Regions from separate parts of the Homo sapiens genome. Here region 2 is linked to region 1. Evidence: read pairs that join two places in POLR2A ChIA-PET (ENCODE). Cell type or tissue: IMR-90. All regions are shown on one strand. Links, peaks and the distances in the headings refer to the core of each region. The heading gives the core; the rest is flanking DNA.

Region 1 (10,233 bases), core at 1,010-9,009:
GGTCTTGAACTCCTGAGCTCAGGCAATCTGCCCACCTTGGCCTCCCAAAGTGCTGGGACTAGAGGCATAAGCCACTGTGCCTGGCCGCAAGTGAATTCTGTGAGCTGAGGCGGGATATGAGGATATGGTCTGCTCAACCACAGTTCAGGGTCTCCAGGGTTGGTGAATCACTCGCTTTTTCTCCATCTCTAACCCGAGAGTTAGATCAGGGGCCACATCACCTCCTTTCTCTGGTCCTTCTTGCTAACACATCTCCTCAGGACATCTGTTCACCCAAGTTGACTGAGCTGCCATTTTCACCCCAGTGTCTCTTGTGGCCTCATCTGGCTTTAGCTGAATAGCAGAACATAAGCGACTTGGTCAAGGGGTATTTGCAGCCAATGAGAGAGAGGCCAAAGCAGGGATTACTAGCAAGTGGAAAAAGCTCCTCTTACAGGGGAATTTTGATTTCTACTTACTAGCAGCTCTTAGGGTTCCTGAGTATAGACATGATTGATTAATATGGATGTCATTTACCCATTCAGGACTTAGCCTTTATTAGCACCAATAATTAAGAGCTGCCTGTGACAACACTGCCACTTAAAAAGCTTTGACTTCCAGAAACACAGCATTCCAACAAGTTACATATAAGGCATTCTTATTTCAGCATATTCTAGCACCCTCTCTAATACGGTGGGTGGCTAAATGACCTATGAATTAATATTTACCTCAAATGTGTTTGTTTTTTTTTAGGTGTCACCCAGGCTGGAGTGCAGTGGCATGATCTCAGCTCACCACAACGTCTGCCTACTGGGTTCAAGCGATTCTCCTGCCTCAGCCTCCTGAGTAGCTGGGACTGCAGGCGCCCAGCACGACACCTGGCTAATTTTTTGTACTTTAGTAGAAATGAGGTTTCACCATGTTGGCCAAGCTGGTCTTGATCTCCTGACTTCAAGTGATCCTCCCACCTCGAATCTCCCTAAATGCTGGGATTACAGGCCTCAGCCATTGTGCCTAGCCTCAAACGTACTTTCAAATTTGCTGTTACCTCAATGTGTCAAGCTCTCAAATTTATGAAACTTTGGAAATAGAAATTTTTTAGTGCCATCTTTTTGCTTACAAAATGCCAAATGTAGGCCGGGCACACTGGCTCACACCTGTAATCCCAGCACTTTGGGAGGCCAAGGCAGGTGGATCACCTGAGGTCAGGAGTTCGAGACCAGCCTGGCCAACATGGTGAAACCCCCTCTCTACTAAAACTACAAAAATCAGCAGGGCGTGGTGGTGGGTGCCTGTAGTCTCAGCTACTCGGGAGGCTAAGGCAGGAGAATCGCTTGAACCTGGGAGGCGGAGGTTGCAGTGAGCCGAGATCATGCCACTGCACTCCAGCCTGGGTGACAGAGTGAGACTCCATCTCCAAAAAAAAAAAAAAAAAAGAAAATGCTAAATGTAGGCCGGGCAAGGTGGCTTACGCCTGTAATCCCAGCACTCTGGGAGGCTGAGGTAGGTGGATTACCCAAGGTCTGGAGTTCGAGACCAGCCTGGCCAACATGGTGAAACCCCGTCTCTACTAAAAATACAAAAAAAAATTAGCCGGGCATGGGCAGGTGCCTGTAATCCCAGCTTCTCAGGAGGCTGAGGCAGGATAATCACTTGAACCTGGGAAGCAAAGGTTGCAGATAAGGCTTGTCTCAAGCTCCTGGCTTTAAGTGATCTGCCCAACTCAGCCTCCCAAAGTGTGGGGATTACAGGTGTGAGCCACCACGCCCAGCCAAAAACTCACTGCTTTTTAAGACTAGAACATCTCTGCCTAAAGTGAAGAAATAACTGGCTAGTCCTATCATTTGACTAAATACCATTACATGTAGATTTACAATGCGTTTATTAGGATAACTGTAGTATTAAAACTTGCCAGAGGGCCGGGTGCGGTGGCTCACACCTGTAATCCCAGCACTTTGGGAGGCTGAGGCGGGCGGATCACAAGGTCAGGAGTTCGAGACCAGCCTGGCCAACATGGTGAAACCCCGTCTTTACTAAAAATACAAAAATTAGCCGGGTGTGGTGGTACGCGCCTGTAGTCCCAGCTACTCAGGAGGCTGAGGCAGGAGAATTGCTTGAACCCAGGAGGCAGAAGTTACAGTGAGCTGAGATCGCGCCATTGCCCTCCAACCTGGGTGACAAAGTGAGACTCCATCTCAAAAAAATAAAATAAAATAAAAATAAATAAATAAATAAATAAAACTTGCCAGAAAAGCCGGCGCAATTGCTCATGCCTGTAATCCCATCACTTTGGGAGGCCGAGGAGGGAGGATCACCTGAGGTCAGGAGTTCGAGACCAGCCTGGCCAACATGGAGAAACCCCGTCTCTACTAAAAATACAAAATCAGCTGGGTGTGGTGGCGCCTGCCTGTAGTCCCACCTACTCAGGAGGCTGAGGCTGGAGAATGCCTTGAACTTGGTAGGTGGAGGTTGCAGTGAGCCGAGATTGTGCCACTGCACTTCAGCCTGGCAACAGAGCGAGACTCCGTCTCAAAAAAAAAAAAAAAAAAAAAAATCTGCCAGAACTACATCAATGTCAAAAGTAAAGTCTCTCCAACTTCATACAAATATGGTTACAGATTTTATTTTATTCTTTTTGAGATGGAATCTTGCTCTGTCGCCCAGACTGTACTGCCATGGTGCCATCTTGGCTCACTGCGTATGGTTACGAATTTCAAATGGCTGCTTTTTTCTTTAGATTTTTGCCAAATGAGATAAAATACCAAGTTGAAAATAAGCAGTATTTATTTGTTCATTCACCCTTCCTTGTATGCACTAGCACACGTGATGAAGCACTGTTAGTCAAACACAAGACTCCAAAAGACCACCATTTGAAGAATGTTCAGTAAAAAGTCATGTGAGTGGCCGGATGCGGTGGCTCACGCCTGCAATCCCAGCACTTTGGGAGGCCGAGGCAGGCAGATCACCTGAGGTCAGGAGTTCAAGACCAGCCTGGCCAACATGATGAAACCCCATCTCTACTAAAAATACAAAAATCAGCCGGGTGTGGTGGCGGGCACCTGTAATCTCAGCTACTTGGGAGACTTAGGTGGGAGAATCTTGAACAGGGGGAAGGTGGAGGTTGCGGTGAGCCAAGATTGTGCCACTGCACTCCAGCCTAGGTGACAGAGCGAGACTCCCTCTCAAAAAAAAAAAAAAAAAAAAAAAAAATCATGTGAGCGGCCAGACGTGGTGGCTCACGCCTGTAATCCCAACACTTTGGGAGGCTGAGGTGGGCAGATCACGAGGTCAGGAGTTCGAGACCAGCCTGGCCAACATGGTGAACCGCCGTCTCTACTAAAAGTACAAAAACAAAGGTCACATGAGCTGTACACGAGGCCTGTAAGTGGGCAGCAATGATTAGCAAGGCACTTGGTGACTCCATCAGTGCTCAGCGAACAGGCTGCATCATGCGCTCAGCTGACATATGACTCTACTTCGCATTTTTTTTTTTTTTTTTGAGATGGAGTTTTGCTCTTGTTGCCCAGACTGGAGTGCAATGATGCGATCTCAGCTCACCGCAACCTCCGCCTCCCAGATTCAAGCGATTCTCCTGCCTCAGCCTCACGAGTAGCTAGGATTATAAGCATGTGCCACCACACCTGGCTAATTTTTTTTTTTTTTTTTGTATTTTTAGTAGAAATGGGGTTTCTCCATGTTGGTCAGGCTTGTTTTGTACTCCCAACCTCAGGTGATCCGCCCACCTCGGCCTCCCAAAGTGCTGGGATTACAGGCGTGAGCCACTGCGCCCTGACTTTTTTTTTTTTTTTTTTTTTTTATGAGATAGAGTCTCACTCCGTCACCCAGGCTGGAGTGCAGTGGCACGATCTCGGCTCACTGCAACTGCTGCCTCCTGGTTCAAGTGATTCTCCTGCCTCAGCCACCCCACTAGCTGGGATTACAGATGTGTGCCACCACGCCTGGCTAATTTTCTTTTCTTTTCTTTTTTTTTGAGATGGAGTTTTGCTCTTGTTGCCCAGGCTGGAGTGCAGTGGTGCAATCTCGGCTCACTGCAACCTCTGCCTCCCGGGTTCAAGGGATTCTCCTGCCTCAGCCTCCCGAGTAGCTGGGATTATAAACATGTGCCACTACACCCAGCTAATTTTGTATTTTTAGTAGAGATGGGGTTTTTCCATGTTGGTCAGGCTGGTCTTGAATTCCCAACCTCAGGTGATCTGCCTGCCTTGGGTCCCAAAGTGCTGGGATTACAGGCGTGAACCACCATGCCCAGCCTTAATTTTTGCATTTTTACTACAGATGGGGTTTCACCATGTTGGGTAGGCTGGTCTCCAACTCCTGACCTCAAGTGATCTGCCCAACTCAGCCTCCCAAAGTGCTAGGATTACAAGCGTGAGCCACACGCCCAGCCACATTTTCTTCTTTTCCTTTTTTTTTTTTTTGAGACAGTCTCGCTCTGTTGCCCAGGCTGGAGTGGTGGCGCGATCTCAGCACACTGCAAGCTCCGCCTCCTGGGTTCATGCCATTCTCCTGCCTCAGCCTCCTAGGTAGCTGGGACTACAGGTGCCCGCCACCATGCCTGGCTAATTTTTCTATTTTTAGTAGAGACGGAGTTTCACTGTTAGCCAGGATGGTCTCGATTTCCTGACCTTGTGATCCGCCCACCTTGGCCTCCCAAAGTGCTAGGATTACAGGCATGAGCCACCGCACCCAGCCTCATTTTCTTCTTAAAAGCAGTTTTAGGCTACTATGTTAAAAGTTCTCCAAATAAAAATTCACTTATTCTTTAGGCTAAGATTTCGGTAAGGGGAAAAAAAAAAAAGCATTAAATCATGCTAATTCCAGATTCCTTATGGCCTTTAACCAGTCCTAGGAAGGAAGTTACACCTAGGAATCCTCTTCGGTGTGGACATTACCTCATCACTACTACTACTGATGGCCAACAAACCTGGTGTGAGCAGCCACCAGTGCAGGGCGTGGTGAGACAAATACCAGGTGGACTCCTCACTTCCAGCTCAGGGGGCACCAGGAGGCAGACAGGCTGCACCTGAAGCCCACGTCTAAAGTTTCCTTTCCATCAAATACATTGAAAAATGTATTTGACCAAAAGAGTTAAGACTCAAGGCTGGGTGTGGTGGCTCACACCTGTAATCCCAGCACTTTGGAAGGCTGAGATGGGCAGATCACCTGAGGTCAGGAGTTTGAGACCAGCCTGGCCAACATGGCAAAACCCCATCTCCACTAAAAATACAAAAATTAGCTGGGTGTGGTGGCACACGCCTGTAGTCCCAGCTACTTAGGAGGCTGAGGCAGGAGAATCGCTTAAACCCGGGAGGCAGAGGCTGCAGTGAGCCAAGATTGTGCCCCTGCACTCCAGCCTTGGTGACAGAGCGAGACCCTGTCCCTGTCTCAAAAAAAAAAAAAAAAAAAAAAAAAAAAAAGAAAGACTTGAGCCTCAAGAAGTATGAAGTCAAAAAACAGAAGTTGATATAACCACAATTAAAGCTGACTGCTACCTTAAGTTACCAGACATAGCTCATAAAACCAGCTGTCTCAAAAACAGTATTATCTTTATTAAAAAATGGATAGATATAGCAGCACTTACAAAACAGTTCATCAAAGGCATTGTACACTGTCAACTGATAATGTGGAGAGGGCAGCCCCCTGCCCAGCTGGCTATGGGCTCTGCACAACGCTTGCCCGCAACCACCTGCTCCACTTGGTACAACGGAGCCCAGAACACCTGCGAGGAGAGCCACGCCACCGTGGCCCTCCACAGCTTCAAGCTTTTGTTGTTGTGGGAGTCCCTTAGGTCAAGTAGCACCTTCCATAGCAGCATCGGGAGCACGCACTGGTGTCTGGAGGTGGCTGGTGTACTTGACCCACTTATTTAAAAAAAACCTATAAGCATTCAATAAAAAACACTTTGCCCTGTTTGATGCCATCCACAGAAATACTTCTGTTGTGGAAGAAACACTCTTCCATTCAGATATCTGTAAAAGCAAACGCACGCCTCCGCTGCAACAGACAGAAGAGAACGTGGAGCAGGCGCGCAACTGTCTTTGGTGGAGAAGGATGGGGTGGTCACGCCATTTCCGGCCCGCTGCTCTGCTTCTTACCGCTCTGTGGCGGGGTGAGGAGCCCACTGGGGAGAGGAGAAGCCCTATTTTGTTCAGACAACATGGCTTTCTTTGCTCGGGCTTTGTCCTGTTGGTAAGAATAAAAGGGACAACACATTAGAGTAGAACATATCCTTGGGCTTCAATTACCATAGGCTTTTTCTTTTTTAATTTTTAAATTTTTTTTTTTTCTCAAGATGGAGACTTGCTTTCTCATCCAGACTGTAGTACAGTGGTGGGATCTCGGCTTACTGCAACTTCCACTTCCAGGGTTCAACCGATTCTCCCGCCTCAGCCTCCCAAGTAGAGTAGCTGAGATTATAGGCACCCGCCACCATGTCCAGCTAATTTTTGTATTTTTCATAGAGACAGGGTTTCGCCATTTTGGCCTGGCTAGTCTTGAACTCCTGATATCAGGCGATCTGCCCGCCTCCGCCTCCCAAAGTGCTGGGACTACAGACATGTGCCACCATGCCTGGCTAGTTTTTAAATTTTTTAGGGACAGGGTCTCCCTATGTTGTCCAGGCTAGTCTCAAACTTCTGAGCTTAAGCAGTCCTTCTGCCTTGGCCTCCAAAAGCCACTGTGTCTGGCCACTATGTCTTTTTCTACGGAGGTGAGTGAAAGAAAAAAAAATATCAAAGAGCACTTTAAAACTCTATAGTCTATATGATAGTGAGATACAGCATCAATTTGCCAGGATTTTTCTTTTTCAATTAATTAAAATTGGAGTTTTTCAAGGATATTTGGGGCCTGCCTGAAGAAAAGTGAACAGGTTATTTAGGCAGTTTTTTTTTTTTTGAGACATAGTTTCGCTCTGTTGCCCAGGCTGGAGTGCAGTGGCGTGATCTCAACGCACTGCAACCTCCGCCTCCCGGGTTCAGATGATTCTCCTGCCTTAGCCTCTCGAGTAGCTGGGACTACAGGTGCCCACCACCATAGCCGGCTAATTTTTTTATTTTTAGTAGAGACAAGGTTTCACCATGTTGGCCAGGCTGGTCTTGAACTCCTGGCCTCAAGTGATCGGCCCACCTCGGCCTCCCAAAGTGCTGGGTTTACAGGCCTGAACCACCGCGGCTGGCCTATTTAGGCAGTTTTAAGAATTTGGCCAAGAAGGACTGAAAGAAGGAGCAGCACTGACCAGCAAATCCAAGCTGTCTCTGTGGGTCTGTATGTTGTGTGCATCTTCATCAGCGACGCCCCTGAAGTGCTTCAGTTTTGAGCTCCCCGTCTCCCTTATAACCATGGCAAATGGAACCATCCACTTGACACAGTTCTCTATGTCGCACCACTGATACCCTGCAGTGAAGACATCGTGGGCTTAATCTGAGGCTGACAACTGGATGTAAGCTTAGTACACCTTGTTTGTGCATGCACTGGAAAGCCAACTTACCTGAAACCTTTTGCATCAATTCAGATGACGAGAAATGATACAAGGCCGAAGCAGCAAGTATACCATAAGGAAATTCAAGGCAGTCAACATCCAGGACACAGAGATCCAACAGCTACGGAGAAGAAAAGAACGCTGAGATGGATGCCACCACACGCCTATTCTAGAGTTCCTCACTCCAGCTGCAGGGAAGGTGGCCCCACGGACGTGATGGAGCCACTTACCTCTGCAATCTGTATAAAGATTTGCTGGGGATACTGCGGCAGTAGCACTTCATGTAAGTCATTTAGATATGCAACCTGCATGTATACATTCAGCCAGGACACAATAGTCAGGGGACTTAAACGCCACTTAAGGGCCTAAAGGAAAACAGAGAGAAAAGAGACCGATGATTGAGAAAAGAAGTTCAAAATGCAGCCATGTTCCATGCCACAATGTGTCCAGCTGGAGAACACCTCCCAGAGGCACTCACACTTCAGGTGGAAAAGATCTGCCGTACGCATTTAAAAAATGGCCGGAAAATTCACTGGAACCCACCTTCATAATCATTAATTCCATGGTGAGAATTTCATCTCCTGAACAAGCTCCATCTGTCACATACGCAAACTGGTGCAACTTTGGAGGATAGATTTCCTGAAAGGAAATAAAAGATGGCACTAGCACCAAAGCCAATCTCTAACAGTCTCAATTTATAATGCATCCAAAATGACTTCTCAGTACCCTGGCATGGAAAGAGAGAGGGCGCACTGATGGAATTAACACAGAAGCCACACCAATGGTTGTAAAAAAAAAAAAAAAAAAAAAAAAGAACACAACTCCCACCCACCATTAAATAAATGGATGGAACTTTGACTCATTGTGGGTACTCTTGAAATATCCCCTTTTCAGTACCTTTAACACATTTGAAAGTTGGGCCCATATACCCTTTGATAATCATACACAAATTTTTAATCTTTTCTTTTTTCTTTTAGACAGAATTTCCCTCTGTTGCCCAGGCTGGAGTGCAGTGGTAGGATCTCGACTCACTGCAACCTCGGCCACCTGGGCTCCAGCAATTCTCTTGCCTCAGCCTCCCGAATAGCTGGGATTACAGGCACGTGCCACCACGCCTGGCTAATTTTTTGTATTTTTAGTACAAATGGTATTTCACCATGTCTCAAACTACTGGCCTCAAGTGACCCAGCTGCCTTGGCCTCCCAAAGTGCTGGGATTATAGGCTTGAGCCACCAACCCGGGCCCAAAATTATTATCTTAGTTCAAAGTTCATTTTTTTTTTTGGCTCAATGTAACTACATGAACCTAGGTCTTCCATACCCTCACTACTTTTCTCTTCCTGGTCACTTTCCAGCCTTTTTTTCTTTTTGGCATGTGTCTTAACTTTACAGGGTAGCAAATCAGAAAAATTTAGGATGAGTGCTATAGGCTAAGCGCCAACCTCTTCCCCCAATCTCAGTGGAGCTCGAGAAATAACACACATTATAGAACAAATATTTGAAAATTATTTACCTCAAGTTTGGCTGCAATAAATAAAGATGAAATCCCAATAAGCTGTAAAAGAGTTTTTACAACATTTTCTTGTGTCGCCATATACCGGTCAAAGAAATCTTGTGCCAAGTAAAAGGTCTCCCTGTGAAGTTTATAGACTTCACACACCTGAAAACATATTTAGTAAGTTTTAGCACAAGTAAGTTTTACTTGAGGGAGGGGAAAAAAAAAAAACTTGTAATGACTTTGGTGAAGGAAAATATAAAATGCAAAGTTCCTGAACTCAACAATTGATAGTTTTTTGTTTTTTTGTTTTTTTTTTGAGGTGCCTTATTCTGTCACCCAGTCTGGAAAGTAGTGTTGTGATCTTGGTTCACTGCAACCTCCAACTTCCAGGCTCAAGCGATTCTCTTGCTTCAGCCTCCCGAGTAGCTGGAATTACCAGCACCCGCCACCATGCCCAGCTAATTTTTGTATTTTTAGTAGAAATGGTATTTCACCACGTTGGCCAGGCTGGTTTTGAACTCCCGGCCTCAAGTGATCCACCTGCTTCGGCCTCCCAAAGTGCTGGGATTATAGGGATGAGCCACTGTGCCCAGCCTAACAACTGATAGGTTTTAAATGAGGGGCCCTTCTGGCCTGTCCCACCCTCACCTGCCTAGGATGTGAATCATCCCCTTGCCCGCACATCCCCGTGGAGTAGGCCACCTGCCTGTTAGTCACTCACTAGCACACAGGTCATCAGATGGACTGTCACAGCACAGCAGTGCTGGTGTTCAAGCAAGCAGCCCTTATTTGACTGAATAATGGCCCCACAGGGCAAGAGTAGTGATGCTGGCTATTTGGAAATGCCAAAGAGAAGCCGTGAAGTGCTTTCTTTAAGTGAAAACATGAAAGTAGAGGATTAAAAACATGGCATATCTAGAGCTCAGTACTATCTGTGGCTTCAGGCATCTCCTGCGGGTCTTGGGATGTACCCCCGAGGATGAGGGGTACTTCTGTAGTTACACACTCAACTTCTACATGTTTTCATGAAGCAGGTCTGCCTGAGATGTCCTTCCACTTCAGAAGAAAAGCCCACTTCTCACCCATTCAAGTCTTACAAGGTTGTCTAGGAAGCTTCCCTTAATCAAGAAACTATAAGCTACCGCAGTTCATCCCAGTAAGATATACAACCAATAAAATCTCATCTTTTATGTTTAACCATTATCTATCAAATGTTGTTATACTTGTTCTTTTGATTAACTGTTAAAGAGAAATAAAAT
Region 2 (10,233 bases), core at 1,515-9,514, 160 kb after region 1:
GTGACCCCAGCGCAGGCTCAGTAAGCCTGGGAGACCAGGCAACGAACAGACCTGCATCTTTCTTTGAGGGTTCAGAGGGGTGGGGGCTCTCAGGCTCAGCAATCCTGCTGCCTGCACAGGGGCTGGAGGTGCTCATGTGAGCACTGCGGCTTGGGAGCCACATCCTGAGAGCCCCCGTGTGGCTGCAGAAGCCATGAAGCCAGGTTCTGTATGTGGCAGCCCAGGTGTGATACGTGATCAACAGCAGGGGCTGGAGAGCTACACCAAATCTGGGCCACTGCCAGCTTTTCTAAATCCAGTTTTATTCAAACACAGCCATGTGGGACAGAGGCTGTATGGCTGGCAAAACCTAAACTATTTGCTACCAGCTCTTGAGAGAAAAGGTTAGCCAACCCCTGATCTACACCATGCCACATTGTAAAATGTATAATGCACACACTGCAGGGCACGCTGAACAGGCCACACAAGGTACTGTCCTGACGGGAGTCGTCCTGTCCTCTCTCCTACTCCGGACACAGCATTTTGGATAAATGAGAGATGCGTGGGGCCCCAAGATGGTAGCCCTGGAAAGTAGGAGCTGGGCAGCGGTGGGGGATGGGGTGGGGGCTGTAACTGCTCTGCCTCGGGTTACAGGTGGAGAACCTGCTCAGGGACGTGCAGGGCCAGGGTCACCAAGGGAATCAGAGTTCTGGGGGCAGCTCAGCCCTTTGGACTTTCCCTTGACTTCCAGATCGGGGCTCCTCCTTCCCTGCAGGGACCTGGGCCGCACGCAGACCCACCCTGCTTCCATGCCTGCCTGATTTCATTTTCCAAATATTTATGAGTCCCACTGTGTGCCAGACACTGTGCGAGGTTACAGCCGGGAGCTGGAGACCAGGCCCTTCAGGAATGCACACTTCTTGCCAGTGAGACTAGAAGTACATTCACAGGGTCTTTTCTGAGAGCCAGTGCTAAACACTGTGAAGAAAAAGACTGGTGCGCCCAGCAGGGCAGGGCCTGGGAGGACGGTGGAGGTCGAGGAAGGAAGGCCTTGGGAGGAAGTGAACTCACTCCAGCCTGAAGTCAGCTGTGCAAAGATCTAGGGGCAGAGCTCCGGTCCTGGGGAGCAGCTCAAGGTGGAATGGGTGAAGTCAGGCTGCGGAGGAAGGAGCGATGGGGCAAGGAGGACAGATGAGGTTGCAGTGCCGGCAGGAGACATCCTGCAGGCTCCCAGGCCAGCGTGAGGATGTGAGGTTTTCTCCATGTGCATTGAGACTGCAGCATCAGGCGCCAAGCCTCCTCTCCCTCCAGAGGGGCCGCCCCTGGGCTCTGTCCAGCCCTGTGATTCCTGGAAGGCCCTCCTCCGGGAAGAGACCGGTAATGAAAAACAAAGCAAAACAAAACTGGAAGTGCCGCCGACTGAGCACTTAGAGCTCACCAGGCACAAAGTTAAGCATATTACGTTCATTATTTCACTTAATCCTCACAAAAGCCCCCTTGGGGAAGGTACTTCCACCACATCAAAGTCACTGCCCAAGGTCCCTGCTGAGTGATCAGGAAGCTCGGCTCCAAAATAACCATGAGCTGTGGAAAGCTGCACTCAACCAGAGACCAAATCAGAACTCCAGAAGTCAGAGTCCAGCGGGTGTTGCCTGCGCTCCAAATGCCTGATGCCCACCCCATCCCGAGCAGGTCCGTCAGCTTGGCTGGGCTGTCCCACCCTCCAGGCCACACTGGCCAATCCCCCTTCCTTCCTCGGGGTGGGCTGGGTTGGGCAGGTCCCCTAGTTCACCCAGGGCTGCCTGGCCTGTGTTTTGGCAGCCCGGAGGGCTGACGTGTGCAGGGACGCAGGCCGAAGTCAGAGAGTCATCTCAGCTCACAACAGACTCCAGTGGGAACGACGCTGTGCAGAGGGACGATCCCAGCGCATTAGGGGACTACCTCCCCACCTCCTTGGCCTCTGACCCTCTCTGGCCAGGAGATACCAGAGGTGTTCAAATTCCAAAGGAGTGCTCCCCTTGGGCTGCAGAGATCAAGTTTCAGCGTGGCTCGGAACCTCTCTGCTTTCCCACCTGCAAAGAGGCTGACCACACCTCTGCCCTACACGGCCCGCCAGGTGTTGGGGAAACGAGAAAGGAGGGAGATTCCAGGCCGCCTCTCTCTGCGGGCCTGCTCAATAGTTTCCTCTCTGAGATGGGAGCAGTGCCCGACCCTGTTTCCCTTGGCAGCTCCCACCAAGAATCACAAACTCAACTGCTCCAGAGGAACTGGGACCCCAGCGCCCCCCGCCGCGCCCCTGCCCAGGGGGACAGTGGTCCCATCCAGGCCTCCAGACTGCAGACTGGGGCTGAGAAGAGAGGTCCCGGCGGCCACACGAGGCCAGGATCCCGGAAACACCACCAGCGACCGGGTGCGCTGAGACCCCTGCAGTCCCGGGTGGCCCGCGACCCCCTTACCTCCACCAGCTTACATCTGCGCGTTTCCCCGGGGATTCCGCCTCGGACGCTCTGACCCCTGACCGCTCTCCCCAGGCTCCCTGCAGGTTCACCCCGCAAGCCGCCCAGGAGCGCCCTTCCCAGGCCTCTTCTTGGGCTGGAGTCAGCGGCACTGCGCCCCGCCGGCCCAGGAGCCGCCAAGACCGCGCGGCGGGAGAGAGCTCGCTTGTCCGGGGGTGGTGATGGGAGACTCGCCTCATGCGCCTGCCCCGCGACCCGCAGCCCGGCCGGGGGACGGTGGGGGGACTCACCTTCTGCGCCGGCCCCGCGCCCAGCCCTCGAGTCCACACCGCAGTAGCCCGGGTCCCCGCCCGCTCCGCCCGGGTCCCGGCCAGCTCCGCCGGACACGCCCCCGCGGTGGCTCGGCCAATCGGAGCCCGGGAAGCGGGAGGGGCGGGGCTTGGGCGCGGCGCTCGGAGGGCGCCCGAGCTTGTGCGCGCTGCAGGTCCGGGGCTGGGCGGGACTGTCGCCCGTGTTTGACCCCCTGGCCCCGCCCGGCTTCCCTTTCCGCTCGCCGCTGCCCCACGCGGAGCGCGACTGCCGTCACCCGGTGGGACTGCGACCCTGGCCTTGGGCAGGGGTGGGGTGGGGGCGCCCGCGACTGCGAGACCTGCGGGACTTGGCGGGGAAAGGGGCAGTGGGAGGCTTGTGCCTTCTGGTGCCTCCGGCGGGCCTCACAGCACAGTCACCCTCAGCGGTCAATAATCGTAATATGAAAATGCAGCAGCACTTTATAACCTTTTTTTTTTTTTGAGACGGTGTCTCCCTCTGTCGCCCAGGCTGGAGTGCAATGGCGCGGTCACGGCTCACTGCAGCCTGCACAGAAATCATCCTGACCCCAGGAGAATTAGCCCACCAGGACCGGCTAGTTTTTGTATTTTTGTACAGACGGAGGTCTCACTATGTTGCCCAGGCTGGTCTCGAACCCCTTAGCTCAAGCCATCCTCTCGCCTTGACCTCCTAAAGTGCTGGGATTTCAGTAGTGAGCCACCGCACCTGGCCTATTTTAAGCTTTTTATAGTGGAAAATTTCAAACTGAAGGAAAGAGAATAGTCCAGGGGACCCTGGTGCCCGTCACCCAGGTCCAACACTAGCAGCAAGTTATGTCACCCCTGACTCAACCGCACCTGAGCCTCCTGTGCGGCTCAGAAGGAAATTCCCAGGCCTCAGTGCCCGGAGGCCTTCCTGGCCCTCCCTGGCCTCCTCCCCACAGGTCCTCTCAAATGGGCTTCTTCCTGTTCCTTAAAGCCTCAGGCCTTTGCTTCTACCTCCATCAGACCTCAAACTGTCACCTCCTCAGGGAGGCTGCCCTGGCCACCCAAAGCGGTTCCCTGTCTCCACCCCATCTCCCTCCACAGTCACCCGTGTTTGTAATTTTGCAAAGCATCTCCCAACCCAGAGTCCTCTCCTGAGGCCGCTCGTGGGATTCAGGGCTGCCTACCAGGCTGTGGCTTCTGTGGAATGCTCATAAACAAGTCATGCTGGTGGCTTGCCTCCCACCCAGGCTGTGAGCCCCACGGGCTAGACAGTAATTTCTTCTCGTGTTCAGACAGGACTTTCTTCTGGTTCACCCCTGCATACCGAGTGCTGAGAACGGGCAGCGCATAGGAGGAACGCAGTCCCTACCTGTCACATAGATGCAGGTTGTCTTGCCAAATAGAACTCCACCTGGGCACCCTGAGAGGGGTGGCTCAGGCCGGGGCAGGCCTGCTGGGCCAGGACCAGGTGAGAGGGGAGCAGCGGGGGGAGGGCTGATGGGCTGTAGGGCTGTGGGGCTGGAGCTAGAAGAGGTGCCTGCTCTCTTGGCAGGGGGCTATGGGCGAGGCTGTGAGGTGGGCCCAGTGCTGGAGACGGTCCTCTCCCAGCTGAGAAGGGAAGGGAAAGGGGGTGACGGAGGGGGAGGGAGAGGGGACAGGCAAGTGAGAGGGCCACCAGCTGTGGCCTTGGGGAGCCCCCTCCCCACTACCACTTCATGGCGCCCACCCACTACCGTTGCCCTCATCAGCAAGGACAGCTTTTATGAGCATTCAACAGAAGTCACCGCCTGGTAAGTAACCCTGAACCCCACAAGACCCGAATAATGTCTGTTTGCTTTCAAAGTGTTTAAACATTTTTAAAATGCATTGCTGTGAACATTTCATATGGGGAGAGTTCACATAAAAATCAGGATCTTCAGCTTCTCTTAAATCAGAAGATTTGAGAATGCGGGTCCTCTTTAGAGGGGCCTTGTGTTCTCCCCTCCACTATGGTCCCCACACTCCCTCTGGTTTCCCCCTTGGGGCACTTTACCCCCTTTTGCACCTCCAGATGAATATACGTTTGGGTTTACAAGTCCTGAAGGGGCAGCCAGGCCTCTATACCACAGAGAGCAGAAAACACAAGGTCTGAGATCCCACAGGCAGAGTAATAACCAGGAGGGTCAGTGGGGCCATTGGGATGCTGGGAAACACCATCTCCTGTGTACACACTGCTTGTCACCAGCGGGTGGAGGGGGACTTCAAGCTGAGCCTTCAAGGCTGCGATCCATGACTGCTCAGTGCCAGCTCCGCCACCTCCCTGGCAAGGAGCTGCTTCTCATGGAGGGTAGGCCCTGGCTGGGGTGGAGGTGGCTGTGAGACTTGGAAGGGAGCCAGTCCCCTGGGAAGGCAGGGCTGTCTCTTTATAACAGTGTCCTGGCATCTAACACCTTGTCCGTACAGAGGAGGCCTCGGGAGAAGGAAGCCTTTTCATGACTGGGAAACTAGAGGGAGGATGTTCCTCCTAGCCTTGTCCTGCTGGTGGTCCAGGGCCCACTTGGACCTCAGTCTCCTCTTCTGTCCTTCCTTCCAACTATGGATCTGAATGGCGCTCCAAGAAACGCCCTGGAGGCAGCACGCACTGGTCTCCCAGCTGTCCATCCACTTCCCAGCGGGGCTGGCTGTGCGTGGGGACAGCTGGGTGGAGGGTGGAGGGCCTCGCTCCTCCAAATAAGAGAGGAAAAACTCGTGACTCAGGGGCAGGCAGAAGTTGAGTCAGCCAAGCCACATAGCTGTGGAAAGAATGAGGTTTCTCCGAGGCGTTTGCTACTTCTCAGGAAAGAAGCCCTTTTGGAGGAAAAGCTGGCTTCCAGACTGCGGGAACCCGGGTTTCAGAAAAGCAGTGGGGCTCGGCATTTTCAGGTTAGGGATTCTGGCAACCACCTCTGTGCTCAATGCCAGGAATTTTTTTTGGATCGTTTATTAAGTTCTGTCTACAGGCCAAGCACTGTGTGCTAAACATTTTATGTTATCTTATCTCTTCCCACACTAAAGCTGTCATTCCCAGCTTTCAGTATAAGAAACTGAAATAGGCACTGAAGTATTTAAGGATGAACACAAACATTCCAGCAAGAGAGAGAGAAAACAAAGGAGGCAGAATATTAGCAATTGGTAAATTGGGGTCAGGAGTCTCCAATCTTTTTCTGTAAAGGGCCAAATGTTAAGTACTTTGGGCTTTGAGAGCCAGGATCTCTACGGCAACTATTGAACTTCACTGTTGCAAAGCAAAAGCAGCCACAAACAATACTTAAACAAGAGAGTTAACGTCATGGACACTGATATTTGAATTTCATGTAATTTTCGTGTGTTATGAAAAATTCTTTAAAAATTTTTTTCCAACCATTTGAAAAAATTAAAAACCATTCTTAGCTCATACAAAACCAGGATGTGGGCTGAAGTTTACCAGTCCCTGATCTCTGGCTATTCGTTGAACTTTTCTTATAACTATTCTATTGATTTGAAAGTTTCCAAAACAAAAAATTGGGAAAACAAATTAAAGAAAAACAAAGGAAACAGAGGTCCTACTGTTTAGCTTGGGTAGATCCTCAAACTGACCCTAAATTTGTCTGATTCCCAAACTACTACATGCTGTGTTCTTTTTAAAACATTATTTTTATTTTATTTCAATTTATTTATTTATTAGAGATGAGGTCTTGCTCTGTCACTCAGGCTGGAGTGCAGTGGCACAATCATGGCTCACTGCAGCTTCTACCTCCTGGGCTCAAGCGATCCTCTTGCCTCAGCCTCCTGAGTAACTGGGACTATGCGCCCATGCAACTTCGCCCAGCTAACTTTTTAAATTTTGGGTAGAGATGTAGGGGAGGCGGGGGGGGTCTCTCTATGTTGCTCAGGCTGGTCTTGAACACCTGACCTTGTGATCCTCCCAGCTTTACCTCCTAAAGTGCTGGAACTAAAGGCACAACCCATCACACCTAGCTAATTTAAAAAATCTTTTGTAGAGACCAGGTCTCATTATGTTGGCCAGGCTGGTCTCGAACACCTGGGTTCAAGTGATCCTCCTGTCTCAGTCTCCCAAAGTGCTGGGACTACAGGTGTGAGCCACCGCACTTGGCCTAAATGCTGCTTTCTTTATAGATACCGTAACATACTAAAGACACTGAGTCTCAAAGCCATAAAATGTGGGGCATTTTGAAAAGATTTTTACTGAAATGGTTAAGAAGATTAGTTTTAAAGGAGGAAACCCAGAGATGTTTGGCAAACTGTGACTTCAAAAGAGAATCTTGAGGGCGGGCTTGCTGCAGGGGCCTTGGATTTGAAGCTGAGATAATCTCGACTCTACGGAACCATGAGATGACACTGACGCCCCCGCACCCACTTGCCCTGCCCGTCTGCCTGTTTATTCTTTTCTCTCTCTCTCTGTGTGTGTGTATGTGCGTGTGTGTGTGTGTGTGTGTGTATGCCCTGCATTTATCATTCCAGCTGTCTGCACATCCACTTCATGTTCACGGGCATTATTGTTTTTGTTTCCCAGCATGGATTTTCCCCTTGAGGCTCCAACCAGGCCAAAGGGGGAAAGGAGAAATAAAAGAAAACAGAAGCAGGCAGGGCGTGGTGGCTCACACCTGGAATCCCAGCACTATGGGAGGTTGAGGCGGGTGGATCACTTCAGCCCAGGGGTTCGAGACCAGCTTGGGCAACATAGTGAAACCCCATCTCTACAAAAATATCAAAAATTAGCTGGGCATGGTGGTGCGTGTTTGTAGTCCCAGCTACTCAGGAGGCTGAGGAGGGAGGATCGCTTGAGCCTGGGAGTTTGAGGCTACAGTGAGCCAAGATCACACCACTGCATTCCAGCCTGGGCAACAGAGCAAGACCTTGTCTCTAAAAATAAATAAATAAAACAGAAGCAATGCTTTTTGAAAAATGCCTTCGAGATGTGAAATAAATGTTGCAGGCCAATATAACCTGAGAGTATTAGACCCACCTAATGTCAATGGAGTACATCCAAGAGGCTTTTGACAGCACTGGTTTGACAAAGTTCTGTCTGGGTCATTCATTCATTCATTCAGCAATTACTGGATCCCTCTTTGTGCCACTACCCAGGCAGTGGATCCAGGGATGAATGTGGCACTGCCTCTACCCTTGGGGAGCTCACAGTCCATTGGGGCAAACCCATGAACACGTCATATTTATCCATGAGGAGAGAAGGCTGCCCACCCCGAGTAGAGGGCAGGGGTCTGTGCAGGAGAAGCTGTCTTGGTTGGATGACACATCTTGGAGAACCATTTGGCATTTCAGTGTCAGCCTTTGGGGTCTGGCTGGCAAATACCTCCTCACTTGCTGCATTTAAGGCAAGAACAGAAATTCCAGGGGCCAGGAACAAGCAAGCCAGAGAGAGAAAAAGTCCAGCACATGGCGTGAGAGAGGGCCAGGGAGGCTCTCTGGTTGTGGAATGGGGCTGGGAAAGGCTTCAAAGAACAGGGATGGGTGATATTCCATGTTACTTTTTATTCTTTTTAAAATTTATTTTATTGAGACAGGGACTCGCTTGGTTGCTCAGGCTGGCTTACAGTGGTGCAATCATAGCTCACTGCAGTCTTGAACTTCTGGGCTCAAGTAATCCTCCTGCCTCAGCCTCTTGAGTAGTTGGGACTTCAGGTGCACGCCACTACTCCCAGCTAATTTTTAAATTTTTTATTGAGATACAGGTCTTGCTATGTTGCCTAGGCTGGTCTCAAACTCCTGGTCTCAAGTGATCCTCCTGCCTTGGCCTCCCAAAGTGCTGGGATTACAGACATGAGCCACTGCACCCGGACAGGTGATATTCCATTTTTAATTACTTACTGAACTGCCCAGGGAATGCCCTACATTTTGGCCATTACCACCCAAGCCTTCATAAATCCATTTTCTTGCTGGTGAGAGCATAAATTTTTACAACCAACCTTCATGGGGGGCAATGTGGCAACATCGATCAAATTTTAAAATGTACAGACTTGGCCGGACACAGTGGCTCACACCTGTAATTCCAGCACTTCAGAAGGCTGAGGCAGGCGGGTCACCTGAGGTCAGGAGTTCGAGACCAGCCTGGCCAACATGCGAAATCCCGTCTACTAAAAATACAAAAATTAGCTGGGCAAGAGCCGGGTGCGGTGGCTCATGCCTGTAATCCCAGCACTTTGGGAGACCGAGGCGGGCAGATCATGAGGTCAAGAGTTCGAGACCAGCCTGGCCAACATGGTGAAACCCTGTCTCTACTAAGAATACAAAAATTAGCCAGGCGTGATGGTGCATGCCTGTAATCCCAGTTGCTTGGGAGGCTAAGGCAGGGGAATTGCTTGACCCCAGGAGGCGGAGGTTGCAGTGAGCTGAGATCGCACCACTGCACTCCAGCCTGGGCAACAGAGCAAGACTACGTCTTAAAAAGAAAAAAAAATTAGGTGGGCATGGTGGCGGGTGCCTGTAGTCCCAGCTACTTGGGAGGCCGAGGCAGAAGAATTGCTTGAACTCAGGAGATGGAGGTTGCGGTGAGCCAAGATCATGCCACTGCACTCCACCCTGGGTGACAGAGTAAGACTCTGTCAAAAAGAAAAAAAAAAAGCACAGGCTCTTTTTTCTCCAGCTGGTCCACTTCCAGAATTTATCCTTAAATACTCCTGTCCTTGTGCAAAAGGATATAAACACTCATTCATTTATTGTGGCATTGCTTACAGTAGGGAAATGCAGGGAGCAGCCCTAATATCCACTGACAGGGGCCGGCCAAAGAAATTACGAGTCATTCATACAATGGAATGGCTTCCCACAGTTTCAGGAAATAAGGCAGGTCTTCATGTCCTGAAATGCAAGGATTTCTAGGATATACTGAGTAAAAAAAAGTAAGGTATACAAGTGGACGCATAGTGTGAGTGTGTGAGAGTGTGTGTGTGTGTGTGTGTGTGTATTGCTGGCAGAATTCACAATAAACTGGTCATGGGTTTGCCTCTGGAAGGGAAAATGGGTGGGAGGGAGATTCCCATTTACTGTATACACTTGTGGTATTTTTGTTTGTTTTGTTGCTGTTGTTTTGTTATGTGTGTGTGTGTGTGTGTGTGTGTGTGTGTGGTTTTGTTTTTGTTTTTGTTTTTGTTTTTTGAGACTGAGTCTTGCTCTGTTGCCTTGGTTGGAGTGCAGTGGCACGATCATGGCTCACTGCAACCTCTACCTCCTGGGCCCAAGCAATCCTCCCACCTCAGCCCCCCAAGTAGCTGGGATTACAGGTGCACACCACCACACCTGGCTAATTTTTCTATTTTAGTAGATTCAGAGTTTCACCATGTTGTCCAGGCTGGTCTGGAACTCTTGGGCTCAAGCTATCTGCCCGCCTCGGCCTCCCAAAGTGCTGGGATTGCATGTGTGAGCCACCATGCCTGGCACCCTTGTGGTATTCACGCCCTGGTATAGTTCTCTTCCACAGGGAATAGGATTTACCTCTGTAACCAACAGGATACTGTGGAAATGACAGAGCG

Evidence for each region. ChIA-PET counts read pairs that join two places held together with the same protein. Peaks named below come from ENCODE experiments on the same cell type or tissue, not always from the same donor. Only the 100,000 strongest peaks of a DNase experiment are listed, where the experiment ranks them.
Region 2: POLR2A ChIA-PET joins it to region 1 with 11 read pairs; 7 of 35 experiments call an interaction of 5 or more read pairs at or near these places.

What each region holds. Positions count from the first base shown.
Region 1 is chr19:29,819,605-29,829,837 of GRCh38, reverse strand. CCNE1 (cyclin E1) reads right to left here. Exons shown (of 12, transcript NM_001238.4): 7 at 8,990-9,136; 8 at 8,021-8,116; 9 at 7,708-7,842; 10 at 7,487-7,598; 11 at 7,235-7,392; 12 at 5,526-6,183. The coding sequence ends at 6,061. Among named protein-coding and RNA genes, the nearest start is that of CCNE1, 13 kb to the right of the region's middle. In IMR-90, for the core only: no CTCF peak of the experiment used is centred there; no DNase peak of the experiment used is centred there.
Region 2 is chr19:29,657,998-29,668,230 of GRCh38, reverse strand. PLEKHF1 (pleckstrin homology and FYVE domain containing 1) reads right to left here and starts at 2,770. Exons shown (of 2, transcript NM_024310.5): 1 at 2,726-2,770. LOC105372353 (a long non-coding RNA gene) reads left to right here and starts at 2,976. Exons shown (of 7, transcript XR_935896.3): 1 at 2,976-3,024; 2 at 4,024-4,199. RefSeq lists enhancers at 1,663-1,712, 2,333-2,452, 1,904-2,457, 2,458-3,011 and a silencer at 2,533-3,202. In IMR-90, for the core only: no CTCF peak of the experiment used is centred there; DNase peaks (open chromatin) are centred at 1,790, 2,850 and 5,470; H3K4me3 peaks cover 2,108 bases; H3K27ac peaks cover 3,882 bases.